Linked DNA regions of Homo sapiens: region 2 is linked to region 1. A link is an interaction called in ENCODE POLR2A ChIA-PET data of the cell type or tissue named here. Cell type or tissue: PC-9. All regions are shown on one strand. Links, peaks and the distances in the headings refer to the core of each region. The heading gives the core; the rest is flanking DNA. Region 1 has its middle 140 kb from the start of MIR4427. Region 2 has its middle 65 kb from the start of KCNK1.

The links. ChIA-PET counts read pairs that join two places held together with the same protein. Peaks named below come from ENCODE experiments on the same cell type or tissue, not always from the same donor. Only the 100,000 strongest peaks of a DNase experiment are listed, where the experiment ranks them.
Region 2: POLR2A ChIA-PET joins it to region 1 with 30 read pairs; 2 of 35 experiments call an interaction of 5 or more read pairs at or near these places.

The regions. Positions count from the first base shown.
Region 1 is chr1:233,752,611-233,768,112 of GRCh38, forward strand. No RefSeq gene overlaps it. Among named protein-coding and RNA genes, the nearest start is that of MIR4427, 140 kb to the left of the region's middle. In PC-9, for the core only: no CTCF peak of the experiment used is centred there; a DNase peak (open chromatin) is centred at 7,231.
Region 2 is chr1:233,541,179-233,556,680 of GRCh38, forward strand. No RefSeq gene overlaps it. Among named protein-coding and RNA genes, the nearest start is that of KCNK1, 65 kb to the right of the region's middle. In PC-9, for the core only: no CTCF peak of the experiment used is centred there; no DNase peak of the experiment used is centred there.

The DNA of each region.
Region 1 (15,502 bases), core at 2,627-10,626:
CACTAACATTTATGTCTGTAATCCATTTTGAGTTAATTTTTGTTCATAGTGTGAGGAAAGGGTCCACCTTCATTCTTTTACATGTGGATATTCACTTGTCTCAGCACATTTGTTTAGAAGATTATTCTTCCCTCCATTGAATTGTCTTGGCACTGTTGTCAAAAATCAATCAACCATAAGTGTAGGGGTTTATTCCTGAACTGTCAATTCTATTCCATTGATATATATGTCTGTCCTTATGCTATACCACAAAGTCTTGTTTACTGTGGCTTTGTAGGAAGTTTTGAAATAAGTAAGTATGAGTCCTTCAACTTTGTTCTTCTTTTAAAATATAGTTTTGATTTTTATGAATTTATTGAATTTCTATATGAATTTTAGGATTAGCTTGTCAATTTCTTCCAAAAAGGCAGCTGAGTTTTTAAAAAATAATACTTGCATAAAATTTGTAGATAAATGTGAGGAGTATTGCCATCTTAATAATATTGTCCTCTCATCCATGAACATGGGATGTATTTCCATTTATTTAAATCTTTTTTAAGCAACATACTTTTTATTAACACAGTTGTTGAGCCTCAGAGAAGTCAGTTAATCTCTCTGGATGTCAGTTTTATCACTTATGAATTAGAAATAAAAATGTCTATTTCATAAGCCTATTGTGAGATTTAGTCATGATTCCCATAAAGACACCCACTAAAGGGTAACATATACATGATGCCTAAAATTAAAATAAGATAATCAAAGTGAAGAAGTTCTCTAATTGCCTAAAAAAATAAATGGACACAGGAACCCTACTTTTGGAATTTGAAAGTATTCTTATTTAAAAATACAATCAGTGCTTAATTATCCAAGCGAATATGCTACACAGACAGCAAACAGTATTATTTATTGATATTCTAAAACTATTTTTAGCTAGGAAATTGCAAAGTTTAATCTCACTAAACCATAAACATATGGTAAGTGTAAGTACCAAAGTTGGCAAATTGAATGACATCTTTGATTGATATAAAGGTGAATTCTCCAGAAGATGACTGAGAAAATTGATGGTTGCTAGATGATACTTTTTGTGCATGCTGCATCTTTACAATAGGTTAGGAGAAAGCAGTAGTGACTTGTGATTACTGTACATTTTTTTAATGCCTTGAAATTTTGTTCAACCCATAATTTACTCAAGCTTTTCTTCAGTCCAATCTCCAAGGGCCTCTACAATGTTCTCATTAAATCTTTATTTGCCATTGCACTCATTTCATAAATGCACTGACATTTGATGAGGGAAATACCCTCACTCTTCACATTCATGCCTATTTCCCCCACTATTTAGCCCTTATCCTAAAATATCTAGAGTATATTGTACATAATATATTCATACTGAGCATGTATTACATCAAAGATAAATGTGTGAATGAGAGAGATATATCTTTTCATTCATTATCATTTTATTTGTTCATATGTGCATGTAAATAATTTTTTTTAGAAATGGATCTCCCTGTGTCACTCAGGCAGGAGTAAAGTGGCAACTTCTTAGCTCACTGCAGCCTCAAACTCCTGGGCTCAAGCAACCCTCCCACTTTAGCTTCCTGAGTAGCTGGGACTGCAAGTCCTAATTTAAAAAATCAGGTGGACCATCATGTCCAGCTGATTTTTTTAAATTAAAGAGAACCAATGTTGGTTTATTTCATTGTATAGCAATTTATATTACAGGTTAAGTGTTGAATAGTTTTTTCACCCAAACCCTTTTATACATTTCTATGTATGTTAGAGGGAGACTACTCTTTGGTTAGAAAACATAATTGTTTTGATTTGATGACAATACAGAAGGAAGTATTCCATATGTAAAAATATTCTCAAAATACAAAGATTTCTTTTTATTTAATATGTAGACATGCATCAAATCAATGATTTAAAAGTCTATCTTAAGAAGCTACAAAAAGAAAAGCAATTAAAAACCAACATGTGTACAAGGAAAGCAATAAAAAAGATTACACAAACCAATGTAATAGAAAATAAAAAATTAACAAAGCCAAAAGACGGTCTTTTAAAAAGATCAACAAAATTGATAAACCCAAAGCAAGACTGATTTAACAAAAGAAAGAAAAAGAAAGGTAAACACAAATCACTAATACCAGAAATGAAAAAAGTTATCACTACAGACCCCACAAACATCAAAAGAATGTTTAAGAAATATAACTGTTTGAAGTTGACAGTTTGCCAAATTAGATGAAATAGGCAAATTCTTTGAAATCTAAAATTTACAAGATGAGAGAGAATGTCAAAATTGCCTTATGTCTACTAGAGAAACTGAATTATCAAAAACCTTACCACAAAGAAAACTTCAGGCAAAGAGACTTTCAATAGTAGATTTTATCAAATAGTCAAGGAGAAAATAATACTAATCTTATGAAACTTATTTCAGCAAATAAAGGAAAGAACACAAGGAACACTTTTTAACTAATTTTATGAGACTAGCATAATCCAATAACAAAACTTGGCAGAAATAAATAGAAGAGAAAACAAATACAGACCAATATCACTATGAACAAAGATACAAAATTCCCTAACAAAAAAAATTAGCAAATCAAATCTAGTTGTACATTAAAGGAATAATACATCATGATCATATAAGGTGTATCTCAGGAATAGGAGCTTAATTTAAAATTCAAAATTAGTCATTTAATTTGTCATATTAATAGAATAAAAGAGAAAATCATGATTATTTCAATAGTGGTAGTAAAAATAATTAGCAAAATTCAGTATCTTTCATGATGTAAGTGCTTTGCAAATCAGGTTGCAGGATACAAGGTTAAATGTATTTTTATATACTAACAGAAAACAACTGAAAAATAAAATTGATAAAACTTTATTTTTAAGACCACTAAAAAATTATTTAGGAATAAGTTTAACAGAAGTCACTGCATTGAAGACTCCAAAAATTGTTGAGAGAAATAAAAAAATAACTAAACTAATGGAGAAGTATGCCATGTTTATGAATTAGAAGACTTCATGCTGTTAACATCATAATGAATGTCAATTCTTCTCAATATAATCTATAGATTCAGTGCAATCCCAATAAAAATCCCATAGATATTTTTTGTAAAAATTTGCCACCTGAATTCTAAAATTTATATAAAATGCAAAGGACTTAAAATAGCAAAACAGTTTTGAAAACAAATAGAGAAATGGCATCACCTGATTTCAAAACTTACTACAAAGTTTCAGCAATTAAGATAGTGTGCTCAACATTCTTTGTCATTAGAGAACTGCAAAACAAAACAACAATGAGATAACACTATACATCCACCAGAATGGTTAACATAAAACAACAACAACAACAAAAAAACCTAACAATATCACACAGGACTCTCATATATTATTGTTGAGCATGTAAAGTGGTACAAACTCTTTGGGTTCTTATAAAACTCAACGTACTCCAAATTCTACTTCTAGGTATTTACCCAAAAGAAGTAAAAACATGTATCCACAAAAAGGCTTATACAAGAATGTTCATAGCAGCTTTATTTATAATTGCCCCAACTGGAAACACTCCAGTATCCACCAATAAGGGAATTGTTGTAAATTCATGCTATGAAATACTACTCAGCCATACAATAGAATGGACTACTAACACAAAACCTTATGGATGAATGTCAGAAATGTTATGCTTAGTGCAAAAGTACATGCTGTCTGATTTCATTTATATGAAATTCTATAATAGGTAAAACTAATGTATAAGAAAAAAAACAGAACTTTGAAGGAATGGGGATGGAGAGTTCATTTCTAAGATAAAGACAATATACTTGATGAGGGTTTGAGGTTCAAGTAACATGCTTAAAAGGTTTCTGCACTTTCTCAAAAGAAAAAAATATATAAGCAAATATTGATTCTCAATGATGCATATGCTGAAGTTTTTGAGGAGGAGAGCTTGATGGTTTTTATTTACTTTGAAATGCATAAAAAATAAGATGGCTTGATGGTTGGATAGAGAAATGGAGAGATGGATAGATACATAGTAAATCAAGTAGAGAAATTTTAATTGTTGAGCCAAGGTGGAGAGTATATAGGTGCTTAATGTAAAATTATTTTGACTTTTCTGTATGTTTGAAATGTTTCATAATAAAATGGAAGGAATTGAATGATGGTATCAAACCATTTGGTATTTAGTTTACATAGGACATAGAAGATAAATGCAAAGGTTATGTTTTGAAATCACAATATTGTAAACCAAAAATAAAATCCTAAACCCTCCAGTCAACTGAATGGATATTCTCTACCTTTTGGAGTTTAGACAAAACTAACGAGCATTAATGTTAAAATAGAGATCTGAAGACTGACAAAACAGACTCTTTGGCAATAAGAACAAATTCCAACCTGACTCTTGTATAGCATCACATGATCATGAAGGAAATCAACATATTTTACCCAAAATATATTTCTTTGACATATTTTGAAATAACCTTGCAAAGCCATCTTTTGTGGCTGATATTTTGCATCTGTAGAGAATTTCCACTAATGCAGCGAGGGCTTTCCCCAATCTAAGAGAGATCGACTAAGAAACTTACACCTCTTAAGAGAACAGAATACCATCTGCTCTCTCTGAAACCTGCTCTTCTTGAGACCTTTGGAAACTCCTGTGGTAAATTCAAGACGACTGTCCAGAAATTCCGATGGTTGCTAAAGAATTGCTAGTGCTGAAGGGCAAAGATCAGGGGTTGGCTGGTCTTAGTCCTGTTTTCCCCAGAAGTGGACTCCTAAGACAAGGGTTCAAGTACAAATAGTTTGCCTGGAAGGTACAGGGAAGACAAACAAAGGTGTGGGGAAGTGATACAGGGATGGAAAATTGATTCCATTTCCCAATTGATGTGCGTTAGTAAGTCAGCTACCACAGGGGGCTGTCAGGGCTTACTCTTATGGGGGAACTCTGAGAAGTGGTATAAAACACACATTTCAGAATTATCTCATCTGAGAGGTGAGAAGGCTGGAGTACTTATACACTGGCTACCAAGAGGCACTGGTTAAGGGAGGCTTCCAGGGCAGGTGCACTCCTTAGTACTTTGGGCTTGGCATGCAAGGAGACAGAGCTGCCTCTCTTGGTTTTAGAAGAGGACATGGATACATGAATCTGGGGGCTGAATGTTGGCTGGAGTGCACAGAAGTAGCACAGCCTAAGGGGCAAGGGCAGGGCACAGATGGGGCTTGATGGCTGTGCTCCTCAGGTATCACTACTGGAAAGTGCTCCAGGCTCCAGGCAGTGATAGCGAGGGCAAGGAAACGCACGGTGCACCCCTGTTCTGACCAGGGTCTAAGCTAGTCTTCTGTCTTCACAATCCCACTGCCCCTCACCTCCACTCCTGATTTGACCACTCCTAGCAGTACTATTGTTGAGTAACTGCAAGAGTACATGAATCAGGTGACAGTTTGATGAAAGTTAAACTTGCCTACATAGATATCACATTTTGAAGACAATTGCAGAAGCTCATACGTGGACCCCTGGGAGTTCCTTTGAAGCCCCAGATCAAAATGTACTCAGCATGGCTGCCTGCATAGCTAGTAGCCAGGTAAACCCTTATCCTGGTTCCCAATTGTCAAACAGTCCTGATGTCTCATCCCTAGGAAAACTGATGACCCAATGGATTGAACTGCAAGGTAATCATTTGGAAGGTTTTATTTTTTGGATTTCACAATATAATCTTCTATTTCTAAGTTTTCATTAGGGGAAATCAAGAGCAATTATGCAAAAGTTCAGCCAGGAAATACATGACAGCTTGTAATGAGGTGTAGTCCTAGCAATCAAAGAGTCTGAATTTAATTTGTGTTCTTCTGTTATGACTTTTTATAATGTGCATTTGGAGAGCTTTTTATAAACATCTAAATTGCAATTTTATGCTACTGGTATTGAGTTGGGTTTTTCTTTATTGTGTATGTTACTAGTGTTATTAACTAGGGTATGTGAACTACTGATCCTCTAAGAATTTATTTACTGGAATAAAATACTGACATAATAGTGTTACTATGCCTGAATAATTACAAGATTGACAAAATGTCCTTAGCATGTGGGTGTGCCTTAATTTCTCCATTTGTAACTCAAGAAGAGTAATGTTGGTTTAACTCTGAGGAGAATTGGTTAAATCACTATTGAATTTTCAAATTGCGTTTTCAGGTCAAAGCAAAGAAAGCCTAATTTAGAGGAAAGAACAAATTGTTATAGAGTAAAAATTTAATCATTTTCTATGTTATAAATCTCTCCTATAATTTGCCTCTTTGTTTTTTCACTATAGAGCACGTTGGGAATTGGCAGAGAAGGCAGAGATTAAATGAATTTTGTCTGAAAAAAGATAAGGCAATATACAGCCAAATGATGTTTGAATTTAAACATTGGGTTTGCCTGGCCGGGCATGGTGGCTCACACCTGTAATCCAGCACTTTGGGAGGCTGAGGTGGGTGGATCAGCTGAGGTCAGGAGTTTGAGACCAGCCTGACCAACTTGGTGAAACCCCGTCTCTACTAAAAATACAAAAATTTGCCAGGCGTGGTGATGGGTGCCTGTAATCCCAGCTACTCAGGAGGCTGAGGCAGGAGAATCACTTGAACCCAGGAAGCAGAGGTTGCAGTGAGCTGAGACCCTGCCACTGCATACCAGCCTGGGCAACAGGGCAAGACTCCATCTCAAAAAAAAAAAAAAAAAAGGGTATACTTTAGAAATATAGGCTAAACAACAATTTTAAAAAGAGGCCAGGCACAGTGGCTCATGCCTGTAATCCCAGCACTTTGGGAGGCTGAGGAGGGCAGATCACGAGGTCAGGAATTCGAGACCAGTCTGGCCAACATGGTAAAACCCTGTCTCTACTAAAAATACAAAAATTTGCCAGGCGTGGCAGTGGGTGCCTGTAATCCCAACTACTTGGGAGGCTGAGGCAGGAGGATTGCTTGAACTCAGGAGGAGGAGGTGGCAGTGAGCTGAGATCGCACTACTGCACTACAGCCTGGGCAACAGAGCAAGACTCCATCTGGAAAAAAAAAAAAAAACTCTGAAGGATCCAGCCCATTTTCCAGTTAACTTCCTGCCAAAAAAACTCAACACTTTGTACAAGAAAATAATATTCAAACTCTCAACAAAGCAGTATTCACAATGTCCAGATATGCTAAAAAATTAGTAGTGCTAAAGCAAAAAAAAAAAAAAAAGTGACTCATAACCAGGGAAAATAAACAATAGGAACAGATACAGAGATAACACATCTGTTGGAATTAGCAACCAGGACTTTCAAGTAGCTACTACAAATACGTCCAGGTTTAGTGAGTCACTCACCAGGTAAATTGTTGAGATGGATGAAAGGTGTATCTATGGGTACTATTATGCATACTTGTGTATATGTTTAAATTTTTCCACATTACATCTCCAGAACCTGATTACTTCTCACCACTTCTATGCTATAACCCTAGTCCAAGTCATGAAGACTTCTCTGCATTAGTTACAACAGCCTCTGAACAAGATGCTCTCTTTCTTTCCTTGCCCCGCTACAATCCATTCTCCTTAGTCCTTTCAAAACAGAAGCCAGATTATCTCACTCCTTTACTCAAAATCCTGTAATGATTCCCATCTCAAAGTAAAATTCTACAATATCAGACAAGGTCCTCCAAGGTCTGGCCCCTCATTATGCCTCTATGCTAATGTCTTACTTTCTTCCTATTACTTATACCACTTCAATCACTCTGGACTCTTTATTGTTCTTTGAATGTTGCAGCCATGTTCCAGGTTCAGGGACTTTGCACTGTCTTAATTACTTTCCCTGGATGTTCTTCTCCTAGACATTTTCAAGACTGACCTCACAGCCTTATTCAAGTGCTTGCTCAGTTTTTACCTGCACGGTGAGGTTCTTTGAAGCAGATTGGAATATAGTTTGCAACTCTTCACTACCTCTCTGCTACAGAATTAAACATTGACATCTGGGTGATCAAATCTCATTAAAGTAGGGGGTGGTATGCTTCCTTCCTACCTGGGCTTATTTCATGGGACTTGCTTATAAATTAGAATGCTAGCAAAAAAGACACAGAGGTCTTGAATATGTTTAGGTGATTTGGCACTGACCATGAGAAAAACACATCCTTGTTCAAGAGGAATGAGGACATATATGAGACAGACCTGAACTCGACCCACAGCATAGTCCAAGTCCAGTTGACCCACTGACCAAAGATTATTGTAAACAATTGAGATTTGCGGATTATTTTCTATGTAGCATTATCAGGGAAATAGGTCAGTCGTGTACCCTCCCTGACCAACTATTTAAAATTGTGCTCTTACGTCTATCATTTCCAATAATCCTTACTATTCTCTATGTTTTCTACAGATTTAACATTTTTTAACACGCAATATCTTAAAATAAAGTTTATTGTCTCTTCTAAATGTAAGCTCTACTTTGGGCCAAGCTCTTTATCTGTTTTCTTCTCTGCTGTATCTGTGGCTCTTGAAACAGAGCCCAGCATATAGTAGTTGCTCAATAATGGAATGGGACAAATAAGTAAATGAATGTTTATTGCACTTTTGCTTGATAGCAAAAACTTGAAAATGACAGGAGAATGAATACATAAATTGTGGCTTAGTATAGTCTCTAGCAGTTAAAATGAGTGAACAAGGGCTATATTATCAAAACAAAAATAAATCTTAAAGATATAAAGTTGAGGGGGAAAGCAAATTGCAGAACGAACCTAACATTTGGATAAATTGTAAAGAACTATTATAATATTGTTTATGTATATATACATAACTATATACATATATAATTAAAATATATCTAAGGAATGATAAACATTAGTTCAAGAACATGGCTGCCTCTGGTAAGCTAGGAAGAGAGATCAAGGAAGGAAGGTGGGCAATTCAACCATGTCCATAGCAAAATGTTCAGATCTGTCAACAATAAGTGTTATTCATTCAATACATGAATGTTGTTTATAATGTTCTCTCTCACCATGTTTAAATATTCTTCATTTAAAATTCTAAACACTTAATTTTATTGATTAATAATATTTTCACATGGCACAAAACTCAAAAGATAATAATAAGTTATGTGGCAAAAATTCTATCTTCCAACCCTATCCCCTGGGAAGCCATTTACTTCCCTGAAGGCAACCAATTTTACCAGTTTCTTATGTATCTTTCCTGTGTTATTCTGTGCATATTCAATAAAGGTCTTTGTTCTTTCTTATTTTATAATTTACAAAATTTGTAGCATATTATGAACATTATTTTGCATTTTCTTTTTTTCATTGAAAAATATACCGTGGAGTTCATTCCATATGAATTTGTACTTGGTTATACAGCACTTCCTTATCCTTTTTATTAGTGGCATAGTAATCCATTGGATGGATGCATCAAGATTTACTTTGTTTCTTGATGAGCATTTTGGTTGGTTCCAATCTTTGGTATTACAAAAAAAAAAGTTACCAGAAAAAACTTTATACAAATTAATTTTATTCTATACCTGTATATGTATGTGTGTGTATTTGCAGGATAAATTTCTAATAGTGGGATTGCTCTCAGTTATACTATAGCAAATGCTATTGTATTTTTAATTCATAATTTAAAATTTCTATAGATATGACAAATTTCCCTCCCACAGACAATGTACCAATTTAGACTCCCACTGACAATAAATGAGAGTGCCAGTTTTCCCATATCCTTGCTACACATGGTGTGTTCTCAAACCTTGTAAGGTAAAGAAATATTAAAGATAAAGATTACTTTGACTGAATTGTGGAAAATGAACTCAAGGAGAGAAAGTCTGAGGGCAAAGAAACTATTTATAGAGTCATATACTACAAATGAGGTAAATATGGAAATCACAGTGAAAATGGAGAAAAATGGATGGATTTGAGAGATAATTAACAGTTATCACTGACAAGATTTAGATTTCATTGATTTTAATGCACAAACATCAATTTTATCAACATTTGTAAAATCAAAAATGGAAATAACCTACATGTTCAAAAATAGATGTTTTAAATAAATTATAGTCTATACCTATGATGTTATGTCACTCAGCAATTAAAAAAATAAGCTGTTAAAGAACAAATCCAATGGTGAGAAAATTTTCTAATATAATGTAAATACAAAAAATTAGACGCAAAACTGAAAATACAGCATGGTCTCAATTTTGCTGATCTATCTATCTATCTATATTTTTCAAGAAATGCACCAAATACATGACATTTTTCTGAATAATGAGATTACATTTTTACATTCTTCTGAATGATGAGATTATAATTTTAGTTTTTACTTATATTCTACATTTTCTTTACCAACATTATTTTCTATGAGAGAGAAAGAACAATTGCATGAACAGATTATATAACAAACACTGTCATTTCCAGTTTGACATCATTGGCATAAGTTACAGCTGTCCTCACTTATTTTTCTCCAAAGCTACTTTATCTTTAAGAATTTCAAAATGCAGTTGAATTATGCTGCCTGTGAGAAGATGATTATGATACTTGTAAAATGCAAGGTAAAAGCCTTGCGTGATGTAAGTGATAGAAGCAAGTCCTCTCATTATACCCTTAAAGAGCTTTCATAAACTCAGACTGTTTAACTCCTTTTACAGTTGAACCAAACAATTTCAGTTCTCAGTTTGTCTATAATTATACAGTTTTACCAAGAATCTGATTTATTATCTAGTACAGATGATGTGAGAACATTCTGAAAAATCTTTTTGTTTTTGGTTTCTGCACTTATTTCACAAAGTTGTTGCAGTAGATTTCTTTTTAGTGAATTTACAATTAAAAGAAAAAACCTAAGTTAGATTATTTTGCCTATCATGGTATTTTGGGATAGAAAAAGTACTTTATAGGCATTAACAGATTAATTCTTTGAATTATGCTATAAATAGTAAGTAAAGAATCATAGAGACAGAAGTTAATGTAAAGTAAAAGTGACGTTTAGTAATAATTTGGTCCTAATACTATTTTAAAATATAAAGTTTTCCTTTAAAAAAAAACTCTGCCCTAAAACTTCACCCCTAGAATATGTTCCTAATAAATATGACAAACTCTAGCTATTAAACAACTTCATATTTAATTAACCAAAAAACACATTTGTCCAATACCACACTGAGGTGTTTTTTTTTATATAGCAGGTACTTAAATTATCCTTCTCTAAGCACCCAGAATAAAAGTATACTGTTCCTTTTTCCAATTGCTTTAGCCCAATCACTCTCTTCCATTTCATCTCTGCTGTGACTTAACAGATGACAGTCTTAACTTTGGAGCAGCCTTCAGCTGTAGAAGAAGACAAAATAAAGTAACTCAAGGCCTTAAATTTGTTGGCATCTGTTCTTTAAAATGTAAGCCTGAATGATTTACGAACTATTGATGTCTGTGAAGGCACATTTATGAGTGTATATGCCTAGAAGGCACAAGCTATTGTCAAAAGAGCTGAACGATCATTTCATTTGGGTCTGACAAGACTATCGTCATTCTTTAACAAAATGTCAATCACTTGTAATAATCTATTTTAGCCAAGTAGAAGTGAAAGCCTGACATTTGCAGGCTGTACCCTGAAAGGTGTTATGGAATTTTCATTTTTTAATAATTATGCTTTAAGTTCTAGGGTACATGTGCACAACGTGCAGGCTCGTTACATAGGTATACATGTGCCATGCTGGCCCGCTGCACTCATCAACCCATCGTTTACATTAGGTATTTCTCCCAGTGCTATCCCTCCCCCTGCCCCCAACCCCATGACAGGCCCCAGTGTGTGATGTTCCCCGCCCTGTGTCCAAGTGTTCTCATTGTTCAAATTCCCACCTATGAGTGAGAACATGCGATGTTTGGTTTTCTGTCCTTGTGATAGTTTGCTGAGAATGATGGTTTCCAGCTTCATCCATATCCCTGAAAAGGACATCAACTCATCCATTTTTATGGCTGCATAGTATTCCATGGTATATATGTGCCACATTTTCTTTATTCAGTCTATCACTAATGGACATTTGGGTTGGTTCCAAGTCTTTGCTATTGTGTTTATTGCCACAATAAACATATGTATGCATGTGTCTTTATGGTATCATGATTTATAATCCTTTGAGTATATACTCAGTAATGGGATCGCTGAGTCAAATGGTATTTCTAGATCTAGATCCTTGAGGAATCGCCACACTGTCTTCCATAATGGTTGAACTAGTTTACACTCCCACCAATAGTATAATAGTGTTCCTATTTCTCCACATCCTTTTCAGCATTTGTTGTTTCCTGACTTTTTAATAATCGCCATTCTAACTGATGTGAGATGGTGTCTCATTGTGGTTTTGATTTGCATTTCTCTGATGGCCAGTGATGATGAGCATTTTTTCATGTGTCTGTTGGCTGCATAAATGTCTTCTTTTGAGAAGTGTCTGTTCATATCCTTTGCCCACTTTTTGATGGTATTGTTTGTTTTTTTCTTGTAAATTTGCTTAAGTTCTTTGTAGATTCTGGATATTAGCCCTTTGTCAGATGGGTAGATTGCAAACATTTTCTTTCATTCTGTAGGTTGCCTGTTCACTCTGGTGTTAGTTTCTTTTGCTGTGCAGAAGCTCTTTGGTTTAATTAGATCCCATTTGCCTATTTTGGCTTCTGTTGCCATTGCTTTTGGTATTTTAGTCATGAAGTCCTTGCCCATGCCTATGTCCTGAATGGTATTGCCTAGGTTTTCTTCTAGGGTTTTTATGGTTTTAGGTCTTACATTTAAGTCTTTAATCCATCTTGAATTAATTTTTGTATAAGGTGTAAGGAAGGGATGCAGTTTCAGCTTTCTACATATGGCTAGCCAGTTTTCCTGGCACCATTTATTAAATAGGGGAATCCTTTCCCCATTTCTTGTTTTTGTCAGGTTTGTCAAAGATCAGATGGTTGTAGATGTGTGGTGTTATTTCTGAGGCCTCTGTTCTGTTCCATTTATCTATATCTCTGTTTTGGTACCAGTACCAAGCTGTTTTGGTTACTGTAGCCTTGTAGTATAGTTTGAAGTCAGGTAGCGTGATGCCTCCAGCTTTGTTCTTTTGGCCTAGGATTAACTTGGCAATGCGGGCTCGTTTTTGGTTCCACATGAACTTTAAAGTAGTTTTTTTCCAATTCTATGAAGAAAGTCATTGGTAGCTTGATGGGGATGGCATTAAATCTACAAATTACCTTAGGCAGTATGGCCATTTTCACAATATTGATTCTTCCTATCCATGAGCATGGAATGCTCTTCCATTTGTTTGTATCCTCTTTTATTTTGTGAGCAGTGGTTTGTAGTTCTCCTTGAAGAGGTCCTTCACATCCCTTGTAAGTTGGATTCCTGGGTATTTTATTCTCTTTGAAGCAATTGTGAATGGGAGTTCACTCATGATTTGGCGCTTAGTCTGTTATTAGTATATAGGAATGCTTGTGATTTTTGCACATTGACTTTGTATCTTGAGACTTTGCTGAATTTGCTTATTAGCTTGAGGAGATTTTGGGCTGAGATGATGGGGTTTTCTAAATATATAATCATGTCATCTGCAAATAGGACAATTTGACTTCCTCTTTTCCTAATTGAATACCCTTTATTTCTTTCTCTTGCCTGATTGCCCTGGCCAGAACTTCCAACACCACGTTGAATAGGAGTGGTGAGAGAGGGCATCCCTGTATTGTGCCAGTTTTCAAAAAGAATGCTTCCAGTTTTTGTCCATTCAGTATGTATTGGCTGTGGGTTTGTCATAAATAGCTCTTATTATTTTGAGATACATTCCATCAATACCTAGTTTATTGAGAGTTTTTAGCATGAAGGGCTGTTGAATTTTGTCAAAGGCCTTTTCTGCATCTATTGAGATAATCACGTGGTTTTTCCCGATAGTTCTGTTTAAGTGATGGATTACGTTTATTGATTTGTGTTTGTTGAACAAGCCTTGCATCCCAGGGATGAAGCTGACTTGATCGTGGTGGATAAGCTTTTTGATGTGCTGCTGGATTCAGTTTGCCAGTATTTTATTGAGGATTTTCACATCGATGTTCATCAGGAATATTGGTCTAAAATTCTCTTTTTTTGTTGTGTCTCTGCCAGGCTTTGGTATCAGGATGATGCTGGCCTCATAAAATGAGTTAGGGAGGATTCCCTTTTTTTTTCTATCGATTGGAATAGTTTTAGAAGGAATGGCACCAGCTCCTCTTTGTATCTCTGGTAGAATTCGGCTGTGAATCCATCTGGTCCTGGACTTTTTTTGTTGGTAGGCTATTAATTATTGCCTCAATTTCAGAGCCTGTTATTGTTCTATTCAGAGATTCAATTTTTTCCTGCTTTAGTCTTGGGAGGGTATATGTGTCCAGGAATTTATCCATTTCTTCTAGATTTTCATTTGTGTAGAGGTGTTTATAGTATTCTTTGATGGTAGTTTGTATTTCTGTGGGATCAGTGGTGATATCCCCTTTATCATTTTGTATTGTGTCTATTTGATTCTTCTGTCTTTTCTTCTTTATTAGTCTTGCTAGCAGTCTATCAATTCTGTTGATCTTTTCAAAAAACCAGCTGCTGGATTCATTGATTTTTTTCTGTCTCTATATCCTTCAGTTCTGCTCTGATATTAGTTATTTCTTGCCTTCTGCTAGCTTTTGAATTTATTTGCTCTTGCTTCTCTAGTTCTTTTAATTGGGATGTTAGGGTGTTGATTTTAGATCTTTCCAGCTTTCTCCTGTGGGCATTTAGTGCTATAATTTCCCTCTACACACTGTTTTAAATGTGTCCCAGAGATTCTGGTACGTTGTGTCTCTGTTCTCATTGGTTTCAAAGAACACCTTTATTTCTGCCTTCATTTTGTTATTTACCCAGTAGTCATTCAGGAGCAGGTTGTTCAGTTTCTATGTAGTTGTGTGGTTTTGAGTGAGATTCTTAATCCTGAATTCTAATTTGAGTGCACTGTGGTCTGAGAGACAGTTTGTTGTGATTTCTGTTCTTTTACATTTGCTGAGGAGTGCTTTACCTCCATCTATGTGGTCAATTTTGGAATAAGTGCAATGTGGTGCTGAGAAGAACATATATTCTGTTGATTTGGGGTAGAGAGTTCTGTAGATGTCTATTAGGTCCGCTTGGTGCAGAGCTGAGTTCAAGACCTGGATATCCTTGTTAACCTTCTATCTCGTTGATCTCTCTAATATTGCAAGTGGGGTGTTAAAGTCTCCCATTATTATTGTGTAGGAGTCTAAGTCTCTTTGTAGGTCTCTAAGGACTTGCTTTATGAATCTGGGTGCTCTGTATTGGGTGCATATATATTTGGGATAGTTAGCTCTTCTTGTTTAATTGATCCCTTTACCATGATATAATGGCTGCCTTTGTCTCTTTTGATCTTTGTTGGCTTAAAGTCTGTTTTATCAGAGACTAGGATCGCAACCCCTGCTTTTTTTTTTTGCTTTCCATTTGCTTTGTAGATCTTCCTCCATCCCTTTATTTTGAGCGTATGTGTGTCTCTGCAGGTGAGATTGGTCTCCTGAATACAGCACACTGATGGATCTTGACTCTTTATCCAATTTG
Region 2 (15,502 bases), core at 3,092-11,091, 210 kb before region 1:
TGAAATTACAGCTATCTGTTTGGGAACAAAAGGAAGGCAGTTTTTGCTTCACTCTGTTTCCAAGCTTAACTTTCCCGTTGGCATGGTAAGTTTGGAGTCCCAAGATTCTATTTTCCTTTGCAGGAGTATATACTATTTTGTTTTATTTCTCTGAAGTTCTAGAACAAACAAAACTAAACTATGGTGACAGAAAGACAAATTTCACATGTTCTCATTCATGTGTGGGAGGCAAAAACTGAAACAACTGAACTCATGGAAATAGACAGTAGAATGATGATTACCAGAGGCTGGGAAGGGTATTCGGGAGGGAGGAAAAAGTGGGGATGGTTAATGAGTGCAAAAATATAGTTAGATAGAGTAAATATGACCTAGTATCTGATAGCACAAAAAGGTGACTATAGTCAACAATAATTTATTGTATATTTTCAAATAACAAAGAGAGTAGAATTGGAATGTTTCTAGCAAAGAAATGATAAATGCTTGACGTGATGGAAAAATTAAAAAACAGAAATCAGAATAGTAGTGGCCTCCGTGTGTGGGAATAGGGGTAGAAATTGACTGTAAAGGGCGATGGACATATTCTATACTTTGTTTTGTATGTGGTTAAATTTGTGTTCATCAAAATGTACACTTAGATTTGTTTTTTGAGACGGAGTTTTGCTCTTGTCGCCCAGGCTGCAGTGCAATGGTGCGATCTTAGCTAACTGCAAACTCTGCCGTCTGAGTTCAAGTGATTCTCCTGCCTCAGCCTCCCAAGTAGCTGGCATTACAGGCGCCTGCCACCATGCCCGCTAATTTTTGTGTTTTTAGTCAAGACGGGGTTTCACCATGTTGGCCAGGTTTGTCTCGAACTCCTGACCTCAGGTGATCCACCTGCCTCTGCCTCCCAAAGTGCTGGAATTACAAACGTGAGCCACTGCACCCAGCCTTAGGTTTGTATTTTATTGTATGTAAATCATGATTCAAAAGCTGGGTTAATTTGTTGCTTTATGGTAAACGAAATCTCATGAACAAACCGGCTAACTGCCATTCCCCTCTCCTCTACCTTTTATCTTTTTCATCCGAGTTAAGAAATCTACCATCTTGGCAGTTCTGGCATATCGGGGAATGCCAACTTGAGTTCAACTTCAGAAGACACAATAGGCTTCCTGGAGGGAATATAGAGGACCTCAGGATACACACTTGGTCACTGGATTGAGATTCTTGAATGTTAGAAGAAAGATCCAGGTAATTGCTGTCTTGGATGACTAAGAAACTCGATCTATTGTGTGTTTACCTTCATGGACAAGAAAAAGGAATTCTGTCAAAATTAACTGACAAGTGACAAAAAGAGCAGTTTTGGAATGTGATGCTGTGTATCCCCAGGGAAACACATCATGTGTTCATAAAGAAAAAGCACTACAAGAAAACTTCAGCAGACAAAGCTAAATGACAGCCAAGATTCTCTGAGCCATTCAGTTTTCTTTGCCTGGTGAAAATGATCCTTAGGGTCCAAGCCATTTACAGGGTATTTGGGGTCAAACACTATTTCCCTATTGTTTTCTCTTGTTATCTCTTTAAGGTCTTGAAGAAGGCACGATAATATCATACTTCTATTCTTCACCAGCATTATAAGCCAATAGAGAAATGGGATAAATATCAGGTGAATTTTTATTGAGTAAATGGCGTTGGTGAATGCAGCTTAGATCTGCAGGCAAGTAGGCTTCCTAATACTTAGCTGCGATCCACTTAGAGGATTTTGGGGCTCAGAAACCAATACTCCAAAATACGGCATTTTGACAAACTGAACTAAAGCAGCCTCAAGGTCCCTCAGACCTCCCCCAGCCTCCACAGTTTCTCCCAAAACATGGGAAAAAGCTGCTCTCTGAAGTTCCTTTATCTGCCTAAAGTCCAGAACCACCAAGGAGAACAATTGGTTTTTCTTCTCTTTCCTGTTATCTCATTATCTACTGCAGGAAAGCAGACCCACATGTGACCACACCTGAACAGATCCTTTATAAGACAATGTCTGTCTCTCCAACTCAAATTCCAAAAAGAACTATTTACCAGTTAATCTCTGTTCCCCCTCCCTTCATTCTCCCTAGTAATCACATATTGCCCTTCAACAGGTTTCCTCTCCTCCCCCTTTCCCATCCTTATTTTGTCAGGATCCAAGCCCCCATTCTTTTGTCACCTCAAGATGCTATATAAGCTTCTGTACCCACTGTGGGGCTGTATCTTCATTCTGAAGCTTCCCGTGTATATATATTAGATAGATGTGTATACCTTTTATCCTCTTAATCAGCCTTTTGTGAGTTGATTTTTCAGTGAACCTTCAGGAGGCCCAGGGCCTGGTCCCCTGCAAGGCAGTGCTGGGTCACTCTGCCCTCCACCACCAGGCAAGGCTTCTGTGTGTAAACTTCTGCAGGGCTGACAGTAATCAACAATACGTTCTCTCTGCAGTCAGGTTCCCTTTCAAAAAGGAAAGAATAAGAGGATTAAAATAATGCCTTACTTTTCTTCCAAACTCCCAATCAAGGAAGACTCTCACTTTCCCTGGGTGAGGCTGGGAGTGTTTTGCTGACGGAGCTCCATCTACGTGGGAGTAGGGATGACACATCCCTCCCATTAACATTCTCTGCGATCAGGCTTGACAGTCCTTGACTCTCCACACCCGGGCTTGTTCAGCCTCTGGAAGCAAGGATGACTCATGTGTTGCTCTAGTCATCCCTAGTACTGTCTTCCTGTTGCAAATCCTTTCCATTAAATAACCCTGATTTGATCACCTATCTTCTCGGCACTATGTGTATACCACAGAGACTTTTTTTTTCTCATGTGCCAGGTGGTATCTTCTGCCTCTTAGTAGACCTTAGTGGAACCAGGGAGGCAGTATCCTGGCACAGTTGAGGCTCTGGAGTCAGACCAGGTTTGGATCTCATTTCCAGCACTGCTTATCAACATCAGCTGGGACAAGCGCCTTAACACCCCCTGTGCTTAACTTTCCTCATTTGTACAAATGGGATAATCATAGTCCTTACTTCACAGGTTTGTTCTGGCATATAACAAGTGCTCCATAAATGTGGTCCTCCCCCAAAAAACTCTAGTCCCATGCAAGGAACACACTATTTGGCATATTGGTTAGACCCTTCTTTCATCTTTTGCAGTGTTCGAGTTTCTATCTTCCCAGTCCCTAACTCCTTGATGCCTTTGGCTTTCCCTAATTTATGCCCTTATGCAAACTGTGACTTCGAGCACCTTGGGCTCTTGGCATCACCTAGCAGCTCCCAGCCTCCTCCTGATACCTTGTGACTCTGATTTTGGACCACAGCCTTGGACCTGGCTGCTGATTTTTTATTTTTAGTATCGACTTCGTGTGCCCTCAGGTTTCACTTTTGTTCTAGGCTGCTCAGCAAGGTACTTGTCTCTTTGTTCTAAGGAAGAGGTACTTCTGTCTGACTTTTGTTGAAAACTCCTTCCCTCTGCTCCTGATTCACATCCTCCAAGTTTTCCTGGTTCCTTCTCCCTGTGCCGCTGCTTGGAGTCTTCGGTTCCTCCCTGTGTCATCTTCTCTTCTCAGCCATTAAGTTGACCACTCCTCCCTTAGATGAAAAATAATAACACATCTTCCCTGCCTCTCCCTTACCATTCATCCCCTTCATCGGCAACACACTGAAAATACTTGTCCGAACCTGTGTCTCTCTGGCTGCCTATCCTCTCACACTCAGCTCACACTTGCCCACCTCTAGTTAGGGCTCCGCTAAAAAATATCCTGTGTGACCTTGTGCCATACCCTTGTCTTTGGATATCAGATACTCTGACAGATGATGCTTCCCATCTTCTGATTTTGGTTGGACCAAAAATCTTGTTTTTGTTTTTTTTTTAGACCAACTCTTGCTCTGTCATCCAGACTAGAGTGCAGTGGCGTAACCTTGGCTCACTGCAACCTCTGCCTCCTGGATTCACGTGATTCTCCTGCCTCAGCCTCCCGAGTAGCTGGAATTACAGGCATGGATGGCCACACCTGGATAATTTTTGTATTTTTAGTAGAGATGGGGTTTCACCATGTTGGCCAGGCTTGTCTCGAACTCCTGAGCTCAGATAATCTGCCCGCCTCTGCCTCCCAAAGTGCTGGGATTACCAGCGTGAGCCACCGCACCCGGCTCTGGACCAACAATCTTTAATGCCCCTTTCAGTTGTGTCTAAGACAGATGAACATGGTAAGGTTGGTTTTTGCTGTTAATCTCATTGCTTCATTTATAGTAATTCTCACTTAGATTAAAATTTTAAAGTAAAAAAAAATTCTAAAGGAAATTGTTCATAAGAAAAGGAATAAAAATGAGCATCATTTCTTGTAATGGAATGTAATACTATCGTATCTTGCTGTAATACTATGGGGTGCCTAATGCTTTGATATTTAGTATATTTCTGTGCCTGGAAGGCTGAAATTTGTATTCACTTTGTGATTTTAGTCAAATAAGAAAATGACATTTATTGATCTATTGGCCTGTTATAGCTGAATTTAAGGCAATAAAAAGAAAATGACAATAGTATATATTGTCTATAGAACAAATAAGAGAAAATGGGCTATCTTATTCTTACTTGAGTCTCAAATTATTTTATATTTTTCTAATTCTGCTCATGTGTATGTAAATATAGCTGACGATCACCAGGAAATAAGCTGGTTCTTAGTGAAAGTAACACATCAGATTTATGTTTGAGAATTATAGGCTAGAAAAATACATAATTCCTATGTTATGTAGAACAGTGAGGATTTTGCTTCTACAAGAACAAGTCTAATAGTATTTCTATTCTCTTCTTCCCTATCCCATTCCACTGGCTAAACTAGCTGTTTTCTAGTCAGTACCCCCAGGATGCTCTTCGGATTCTCTCGCTTCTGTCCTGGGGCAAAAGAGCCTTTACCTTTGGAACTTGAATAGGGAACATCTTGCTAACTCTTACATACACCATCCCTGTAAAAGTGGGCAGAAATCGCAGATGTCTAAAAGGGCAAAAGCTTTATAAGTGAGGAGGAATTCCAGAAACCTAAAACCGGAAGTAGGCAGTGTCGATATTTCTTGTATATAGTCTCTTTCAGAGCCAGTCCAGTGTAGAAATCTTCTCTCTAAAAGATGTCAGGCGGGTGGATCACGAGGTCGGGAGTTTAAGACTGGCGTGGCCAAGATCGTGAAACCCTGTCTCTATAAAAAAATACAAAAATCAGCCACGTATGATGGCGGGCGCCTGTAATCCAAGCTACTTGGGAGGCTGAGGCAGAGAATTGCTTAACCCGAGAAGGGGAGTTTGCAGTGAGCCAAGATCACGCCACTGCACTCCAGCCTGGGTGACAGAGCAAGACTCCATCTCAAAAAAAAAAAGATGTCAGGAGTAGGCATATGTGAGAACAGATTAAAGATAATGAAAATGTTTTACATTTGCATATTACTTTGTAATTTTATATATCATGTTGACTGCATTTAGTTATTTGACCAGTATGGGCCGTCACTCACCCCAGTTGAAGTTTTTGTTATATTTTGTGTATGGTTGTTTAAGGTGTTTTTTTTTTTTTAAATCAAAACAATATGATAGCACTTGAAAGCAGAATATGCCACTTTGGCATAAGGATTATTTTGAGCTGAAGGCAATTGAGAAGTAGATACAAGAAAAACTCTCTGCTCTGCTCTTATTTACCTAAAAAAGCAGGACCTAAATTTGTAAAGGCATCCTCCTTTCCCCTCTACCAAGAAGGACAAAGGTTTCTCAATGGAGATGACTTAGGTTCTTAGCCTGAAAATCAGTACCAGAGGAATTTACATAACAAACTTTACTAACCAGCCTTTATCCACCATATTTGCCTTCCCACAATTTGCTGCCTCTAAAGTTTCAAGATCCCTTTCTTTTGTCCTCTAATTTCTTCAAAAATTTATTGTTCTTTGTGAAGATGTTATATAAGCCAGAGTTCTAAGCCACCTGTTTGAGAACCACTGATTCTCTCTCTCCCATGTATATATGAGATATACATATTAATAACTTGTTTGTTTTTTTCTTGTTGATCTGTCTTATTACAGCAATTTCGCTGAAGATCTCAAAAGGTGATGATGATTCATTAACAAGATGGCTTGAATTGTTTCATCCATCAGCCCTTCTCACTTCTTAGTTTTGGTTCAATCTGCTTCTTCTGTCTAGAACGACTCTTTCAGCTTTATCCATCCTTCAAATTTCAATGCAAGCACCAATCTCTTCAAGAACCATTCCAGACACCTTCTCCCTGCACTGTTGTGAGTAATCTCATCTTCCCCTGGAATGATGCTTGATATCCTAGTGGATATGAACTGTGTCTCAGCCATCTCTACTGCTTTCATTATGGCATAGTCTTCTGAACATGATACAAACTCATCCCATGTTTTTGAAATGGATATATTTAAGACAAAAATGTTAATAGCACCTCCAGGATGCTGGTTTCCAGGATGAATAACTGCCAATGCAAAAATTAGCAAAGTCAAGTATAAATTGCCTACAAGAAAAAAACTGAGAAATAAAGGTTATAGCATGCAGAATAAACTGGAATGCAAATAATCAAAGATCAAATAAAATGCATTCAAGAAAGTGCATTGTTTATTTAATGTGTTTAATGTTATATTATTTTAGAGACTGCATTTTCTGTATCAGCAGCCACCCAAATGACTTCCACCTCCTCCACTTAGCTTAGTCTTTACGAAGATGACAATGACAGAATTTTCATTTCCAGCCTACCCACTTTCTGTATCCACACAGAATTAAGTGCATAGTGAAATAGTCACCTCCTACACTCACAGTCCTTTTTCCCAGGTGGCTGTGGAACCAGCAAAACAAGAACTTTCTTTAAAGAAATCACAGTGTGGTGGTGATTACAGTTATATTATAGCTTTTTGCCTGTGTGGATAGCATTCAAATAATGAATTAACTGTTGATCCATTACTTGAGAATTTTTCTATTAATCCACTTCCTGACAAATCTAAACAGGGGAAAATGTCTTTGCAAATTGCTGTTGAAAGTCCTTATTCTAGCTTCTGTGGATAGACTCACTTTCTAACTCTGCTAGTTCCTCTCAGGTTCATGACATTTGCTTCTATTCCATCATCCTTGAAAGAAATCAAACCCTGTATCTACCCAACCAAAAGAAGCACAGCACAGTTTTCTTGCTGTAGTTTACGACACTGTTTTATTGATTCATTTGTTTCTTACCAAGCATTGGCCAAGTAGGGAGGCAGGGAAAACGTAGAAGTCCAACCATGTAGCAAAGCCCTGCTCTGTGGCCAGCTGAGACTTTTAGTTGCAAATTATTGAGCATATCATGAGGCCTTAAGCCAGCTCCTATGTTGAAGTTGTTGGCCATCATCACTGGCTACTATTTTGCCTTTGTTATTAGTATCCCTTACTTGCCTGATAATGAATCAGACATTCAGATTGGACGTTTATTGGTTGCTCTCACATCTGTGTGAACATGTCAGTCATCATAGTATTTCTGCAGGGTGGGCATTACTCACCCCTGGGCTCAGAGAAATGAAGTGATTATTCAAAGTCTATTAATGAAAGGAATAGAATTGCAACCTAGGTTTGTCTGACTTCAGATGAAACAACTGTATGATCTTGAGCTCAGATCCTTCAAAGTGGAGAAATATGAGCCCACATCTCCTCTGACACTCAGACTTTTCATTGCATTCCATTGTGTCTCTTGGCTATTTTTCACTTTTTTCCCTGACTCTGTGAACTTTTCATTTGCATTCTCTTATGTTGTGAGTGCAAATCCCAAATTAATCTTGGGAGAAAGGGCAGGTAGAATGGGAGGATGAAAAGGAGGATTAGGAGTGGTCCCACCAACATCCTCCCTTGTACAAGTAAACAAAATGTTTTGCAGATTTCTCCTGCCTAGCTACAGCTTTTTCTTTTTCTATCCATGCTCATGACTGATTCTCCACACAAGCTCCCCAATAATTCATATATTAAGCCATGGGGCAGACACCAAAGTGCTGTAAAATTGATGGGATTTTTGTAGAGTTCCGTTGCCACAGGGTATAATTACCATGAAGACCTTTATGTGATTCACAGCTGTCTTTAGTAGAAAAAAATCTATTGATTGTATTGTTTCCCCATTCATCCTTGCTCTGGTGTTGGTAAATTGAATTCAAGCACAGTCTGTTATCAAAATGTGAAAAATCTACGCAGACATGCAGATTTAGCATTAATCATGCTAAGAACTAGACAATTTTCCTGGATACATAAGGGTTTAATAAGAGTGAAACCTAAAAGATGTCTAAGTTCCTCTAAATTTTATGTAGAGTTCACATGTGTGATATTTTATTCTTAGTTAACAGATGCAGAAAGACAAGGTGAAGAAAGGAACTTAATTTAAATGACTGTTTCTCTAGCAAAGGCCATTTCCTCTAGTCAAAATGAAACCTCTTTAAAATTGAATTGGGAATATTTCCAAGTCTTCTATTTATAGGACACGAGAGTTGTCCTCTGGAAATGACTCCACCTGGGTACAGTTGTCATTATCCACGAACAGAGGATTTTGCTGTGTGTTATGAACTGAACTGTGTACCCAATCTCCACATTCACATGTTGGAAGTCCCAACCCACAGTACCTCAAAATGAGGTCTTATTTGAAAATACAAATTTAAAGAGATGATCAAGTTAAGATAAGGTCATTAGGGTAGGACCTAATCCAGTATAACTGGTGTCCTTATGAAAGGGGAAAATTTGGACATAGACAGCCATACAGGAGAACTCCATGTGTACATGAAGACTGCCACCTACAAATCAATGACAGATCCTACCTTCACAGCCCTCAGAAGGAATTAACCCTGCTGACACCTTGATCTGAGACTTCCATCCTCCAGAACTAGGAGAAATAAATTTTTCTTGTGTAAGTCATCCTGAGGCAGGATAGGTAGTCAAAGAAGTGACTACGTCCTTGGCATGCAGCAATGGTAGTGACCGTACAGTCAACACAATAAGCCTTATCATTTGCATTGTAATCAAGCTCATTCAAGCAAAACTATCTTCAGTAGGGACTTTCCCTTCTAGAAAGCATGAGCATTTTGATTTTACTTGTCCTCAAACTGACACTTTGCTCATTATAATAGTAAAAAACACACCCTTGCGTGGATATTTAAGATGTTAATGTGACATGCAATCTATGAACAAGCATGTACAGTTACTGCGCAGGTGCACCCCAAGGACCACCCAGAACATGCTTACCAGTTACACCTGTTTCCATCTCCTTGTGAATAATCCATAAGGGGAGTCTCCCTAGAGCCAGTCTCTGCTCTCTCATCTTTATGAGCAGACTGCTCTGAATTCTTTCTCTCTCAGGGTGTGCTGTCTATTCTGCACTTAACTTTCAGAATATTCTTTTTCCTTTTCAATTAATTACTGTATGCTGCACTTCTTTTGCTGTGTGTCTCTGTTTCAATTCCTTTAAACTAAGAGGACAAGAACTGAAGTCTCACAACAGTCATCAATAATCTAGCTTGTGGTACATCATTACAGCAACCCTAGCAAACTAATATACCATGTCCCTCAATGTTCACATTCACACAATAATTCCGTGAGGAATTAACAGATGAAAAAACTGAGGCTCACAGGCTCACACAACAAACTCCATCTCTTTGTTCTAACATGCTAACAATTATAATGCTGACATTGGTTTAAGAACAGCTATTCCAGAAGAAAAGAAATATTCCCGGCTGGGCGCGATGGCTCACGCCTATAAACCCAGCACTTTGGGAAGCCGAGGTGGGCGAACCACGAGGTCACGAGTTCGAGACCAGCCTGGCCAACACGGTAAAACCCCATCTCTACTAAAAATACAAAAAAATTAATGTAGTGGCAGATGCCTATAATCGCAACTACTCGGGAGGCTGAGGCAGGAGAATTGCTTGAACCCAGGAGGCGGACGTTGCAGTGAGCCAAGATCGTGCCACCGGACTCCAGCCCAGGCAACAGTGTGAGACTCCATCTCAAAAAAAAAAAAAAAAGAAAAGAAAAGAAAAAGAAAAGAAAAAAAAGAAAAAGAAATATTCCCATATTAAATATATTAGCAATAATGAGATTTTATGATAGTATTAATTAATATTTTTGAGTGCCTACTGGTGTCAGGCATTGTTCTAAGTGCTTTACATGTTTTCTGGGCTTTTTGGGGTCTTTTTTTTGGAGACAGAGTCTTGCTCTGTAACCCAGGCTGGAGTGCCGTGGCATGGTCACGGCTCACTGCAGCCTTGACCACCTAGGCTCAAGCAGTCTTCCTGCCTCAGCCTTCTCAGTAGCTGGGACTACAGGTACACACCACCCCATCTGGTTAAATTTTTAAAAAATTTTTGTGGAGACGGGATCTCCTACTATGCTCAGGCTCATTGTGAATTCCTGGGCTTAAGTGATTCTCCTGTCTTGGCCTCCCAAAGTGCTGGAATTACAGGCATGAGCCACCACGCCCAGCCTAACAAACTTATTATTAAGTAAGCATTAACACAGACTGTGATGCACATCACAGGTGATATGCTAATGAGATTACAAACCAGAAAGTAATCTATCTTTTTAATATAGCCAAGTAGATGCAATCTACCACATGCATGTTCCCAGGAATAATGATAAACTGCCCTTATGTAAGAGAACTTGACAAGAGCCATTTGCTTAATATTCACCTGGTAATTGGGGTAGACATCTGTGCTGGTTAATTGCCTTTATTTGAAAGAAAATAAAATTTCTCTTATCTCTAGGACAAGTATCAGTCAAAGCTTACAGCAAGCTCCCACGGGAACCAGAAAATAGGGGCACTATCTTCCTTAATGTTTATATTTCCAAGAAATGCCTCTCAGGCCCTTAAGAAAAACATTGATGGGTTATAAAGCTCACAAGAAATTTGTTTAGCCTTTAAAAAGATTTACCTGTATATCAAGGGGACAGGGGAAGGATTTATAAATACTAGTTTTTTTTTTTTCTAAGAAAATGTTCTAAAAAAAAAAAAAAAAAAAAAAAAAAAAGAGGGGGAGAAGTCATTTTCCCTTTTAGCCGCAGGGAAATGTCAATGTTTTTACTCTTACACAGACAAATGAGAATAAGAATATCCTTTATATACAGGGAGTTCTTACAAATCAGCAAGAAAGAGATAAGCACAACAATAGAAAAACAGGTAAATGGTTTGAAGAGATGATTCACAAAAGGAGAAACTTAAATGTCCATCAAACATGAAGGCAGATTATTGCATTAATTATCAAAGAAGTGGACAATAGAATAAGATTTTATAATCACATGGCAATCTGACAAAAGTTTTGGAGAAAAAGGTAATACTCAATACCGACCCCAGTGTAAAACTTTCATAGTCTTTTCCGGTAGGAGCATAAGTTGGCACCACTTTTCTGGTGGACACTTTAGCAGGGAGTCTCAGAAACATTTTATGAAGGTTCAAAATTCTGCCATTATGGGCTGAATGTTTGTGTCCTCACCCCAAAAATTTTGTGTTGAAATCCTAGCTCCCAAGGTAATGGTAGTAGGATTTGGGGGAGGGTTTGGGAGGTGATTAGATCATGAGAGTGGAGGCCCCATGAATCGGATTAGTGCCACTACAGAAGAGGCCCTGGAGGGCTCCCTCGCCCCTTCCACCATGTGAGGACACAGCGAGAAGATGCCATCTATGAACCAGGGAGCAGGCCCTCACCAGGCACCGAATCTATCAACACCTTGACCTGGACTTTCTAGCCTCCAGAACTATGAGAAAGACATTTCTGTTTTTTATAAGCCATCCAATCTGTGGTATGCTGTGATAGCAGCCTGAACAGATGAAGACATCTGTGTTCAGTGGCTTATCCAAGAAAAGTATCAAAAATGTACATGATTCATGTATATTCTTCAAGGCATTTTTTAAAATATTGAAAAATGAGAGAAACTTTAGTTAAATTTTGGTATAGCCATGTGACATAATTCTGTGTGCTATTAAAGTCTAATTTTCATAAAAAGCTTAATGACCAAAAAATATTTACAATGCATGTTGGGTGAAAAGGTCATGAAGGCTGGGAACAGTGGCTCACACCTGTAATCCCAGCACTTTTGGGAGGTCAAGGAGGGAGGATTGCTTGAGCCTAGGAGTTCAATACCAGCCTGGGCAACATAGTGAGATCCTGTCTCTACAAAAAATGAAAAAATTAGCCAAGCATGATGGCATATGCCTGTAGTCCCAGCTACTTGGGAGGCTGAGGTGGGAGGACCACTTGAACCCAGGAGGCTGCAGTGAGTGATGGGTGATCACACCACTGCACTCTAGCACTCTGAGGTGGCAGGACATCTTGAACCCAGGAGGCTGCAGTGAGTGATAGGTGATCACACCACTGCACTCTAGCCTGGGTGACAGAGCAAGACTCTGTCTATCACTTTAAACAGAGAGAGAGAGAGATAGAGAGAAGAAAACAGCATGAAAAGGAGATAAATAGTTGAATTTATTAATAATCACCATCACTAGGTAATGGAGGTAATTATGATTTTACTTTTGTTCTTTTATTTTCCTCTCCAATAAATAGATATTTGTAATTGAGAAAAAACCCACATTTTAAAATAGAGTTATTATGCAGAGACAGGCTCACAAAAGGATTGAACCAGCTCACACTGCGGTGCGCTTCACCTGAGCTTCTGTCAAATTTAGAATCAGTTAGAGGTCCAGGCAGCATTCTTACGCCCGTGACCCCTCCACAAAGCCTTTTTGACAACTCCAGGCTGTGGTGACCTCTTTTTCTTTCATATTCTTAGAGCACCGCTGTGCAAACCATCTACTTTGCCCCAGTATAATCTTGTGTTGAAATAAAAATTATAGCTGAAAAGAGCTTTGAAGGTCATCTGGCTCAACCCCAAAATGTTGCACTGAGGTGAGTGAGCCCAGAGAGACTGATTAAGTCAGCATTTATTTCTGTATTTAGGTTTTCTTTAGCATGCAAGGGAACACAGGGTACTTAGATTACCTCAAAGTAGGAGTCTATGGGTCACCTCAAGGTAAGGACTTGGGAAGTGAGAAATACAGTGACATAGCTGGGCTTCAGGGACACTGGATATAATTAGGTCATCAGGAGGTAATTAGTGATCAGGTCATCTTGAAGTCTCTTTAATCACCGGTGGTCTTTACTCACTACCCCATTACTTTATTATTACAGTGATTCAATTGCTCTACTGTGACTAATCATTTTTCTTTACTGTCCTTCTCTTTCTCTGCTGGTTGTTTACTTACTCATAGTTTCAACTGCTCTCGGGCTTCCACTGTCTTTCTAGATATCTTTCAGCATCTGTCCATACTATTAGTGATTATGATCTTTCTACAAATCAAATTCAAACTCCTCCACCACCCCAAAAAGTCTGATGGGTTCAGGAAGTTAACACACTGCATAGATGCTCCTCCTTTGCCCATTGAAGGATGCCAGGTCAGGCAAATTCACATTTTCAAAGTACTGAGGCTCTTTGAGGTATACAGAATGTTGGCCAATTTGTCAGAAATTCTTCAGAAGAGGGCTGATGCACACAGGTGCTGAGGCTCCCTGAAGGGGACGATACACGGTGCAGATTCCTTGTTTAACTTCCTAATACTAGATCCAAACTTTTTCTTTTTCTTTTTTTCTGCTGGAGTGCAATGGTGCAATCTTGGCTCACTGCAACCTCCACCTCCTGGGTTCAAGCGATTCTCCTGCCTCAGCCTCCCAAGTAGCTGGAACACAGATGCGCTCCACTATGCCCAGATAATTTTTGTATTTTTCTTAGAGACCAGGTTTCACCATGTTGGCCAGGCTGGTCTCAAACTCCTGACCTCAAATGATCTGCCTACCTCGGCCTCCCAAAGTGCTGAGATTACAGGTGTGAGCCACCATGCCCGGCCCCAAACCTTTTCTAGCATGTCCTCCCAAGGGAATTCCAAGCACTCTAGCTTTCCCTTCAATTGCACTGGAAATGCAAAACTCAGAGGGTTGCACAGCTCCTCTCATTTATTGATAAAAGCAATAACACTGCAACTACTATTGGTAACAAATAATTTGGGACCCAGTTGTTAATCATTTTTTTGACGTGACTGTGACTCAAGAAATTAATAAATTTTCCCAAAGTCACCTAGCTTGTTAGTGGCAGGACCAAACTGGAACTCCTGACTCTCAGCTCAGAATTCTTCCCTGGGCATCATAATCAGGGAGAAGTCCAATGTATAGCTCTGTGCTACATGCTATTGATTTCTTTTTATTTTTCATTATTTATTTATTTATTTATTTATTGAGGCAGAGTCTTCCTCTGTCACCCAGGCTGGAGTACAGTGGTGTGATCTCGGCTCACTGCGACCTCCGCCTCCCGGGTTCAAGTGATTCTCATGCCTCAGCCTCCCGAGTAGCTGGGATTGCAGGCACACACCACCACGCCCAGCTAATTTATATATTCTTAGTAGAGACGGGGTTTCACCATGTTGGCCAGGCTGGTTTCGAACTCCTGACTTCAGGTGATTTGCCCGCCTAGGCCTCCCAAAGTGCTGGGATTAGAGGCGTGAGCCACTGTGCCCAGCCTGCTATGTGCTATTGAACTGTGAGTCAAGGTTATTATTAGAACAGATCACTATCTTTAGAGTCTTAGACTCTGTTTGGGGTTACACAATGGAAACAAATGAAATAATTAGGAAATTATGAAATCAAATCTCAAAAGCAAGAGCTGTGGTGTTTAATTCAAGAGATGCTAATTACATGTGTGTATTTAAATTTGTTATTAAATTGCATAAAATTTGAAATTCAGTTCCTCAGTTTTGCTAGTCACATTTCAAGTTCTTAATAATCATATGTTGAGGCTAGTTGCTACCATATTGGATAGTGTAGATAGAGAACATTTGTATCATTTCAGATAGTTCTTTTGGATTGTGCTGGGCTGGAGACCAAAAATCCAATGGGAGTTTAAAGATGAGAGAAACCAAACCATATAAAAGTGTCTTAGATTTCTAATTAAATTTCTTCAGAAGTTCTGCATTGCTTTCTGAATTTAGTGTGAAATCCTTGTCAGTGCAAAGGAATCCCCTTGAAATCTTATCTCTTGCCCCTCCTCATTTCCAAACTTCACAGCCATGCCACTTTTCTCTGAATAGAACATTCTCGGGATTAAACTTTGCTTTGACAGTAAAGGTACAGTGAGGTGGTCAGCTAAACATGATAGATTAAAAACACAAATTTGTCTCTTGAATCATACTAATATGACAGAAAATGAATTTTTTTTTTGTTTGGTTGTTTGTTCGTTTTGAGACGGAGTCTCGCTCTGCCACCCAAGCTGGAGTACAGTGGTGTGATCTTGGTTCACTGCAACCTCCGCCTCTCGGGTTCAAGCAATTCTCCTCCCTCAGCCTCTGGATTAGCTGGGACTACAGGTGCATGCCACCATGTCCAGCTAATTTTTGTATTTTTAGTAGAGACAGGGTTTCACCATGTTGGCCAGGCTGCTCTCAAGCTCCTGACCTCAAGTGATCCACCAGCCTCAGCCCCACGAAGTGCTG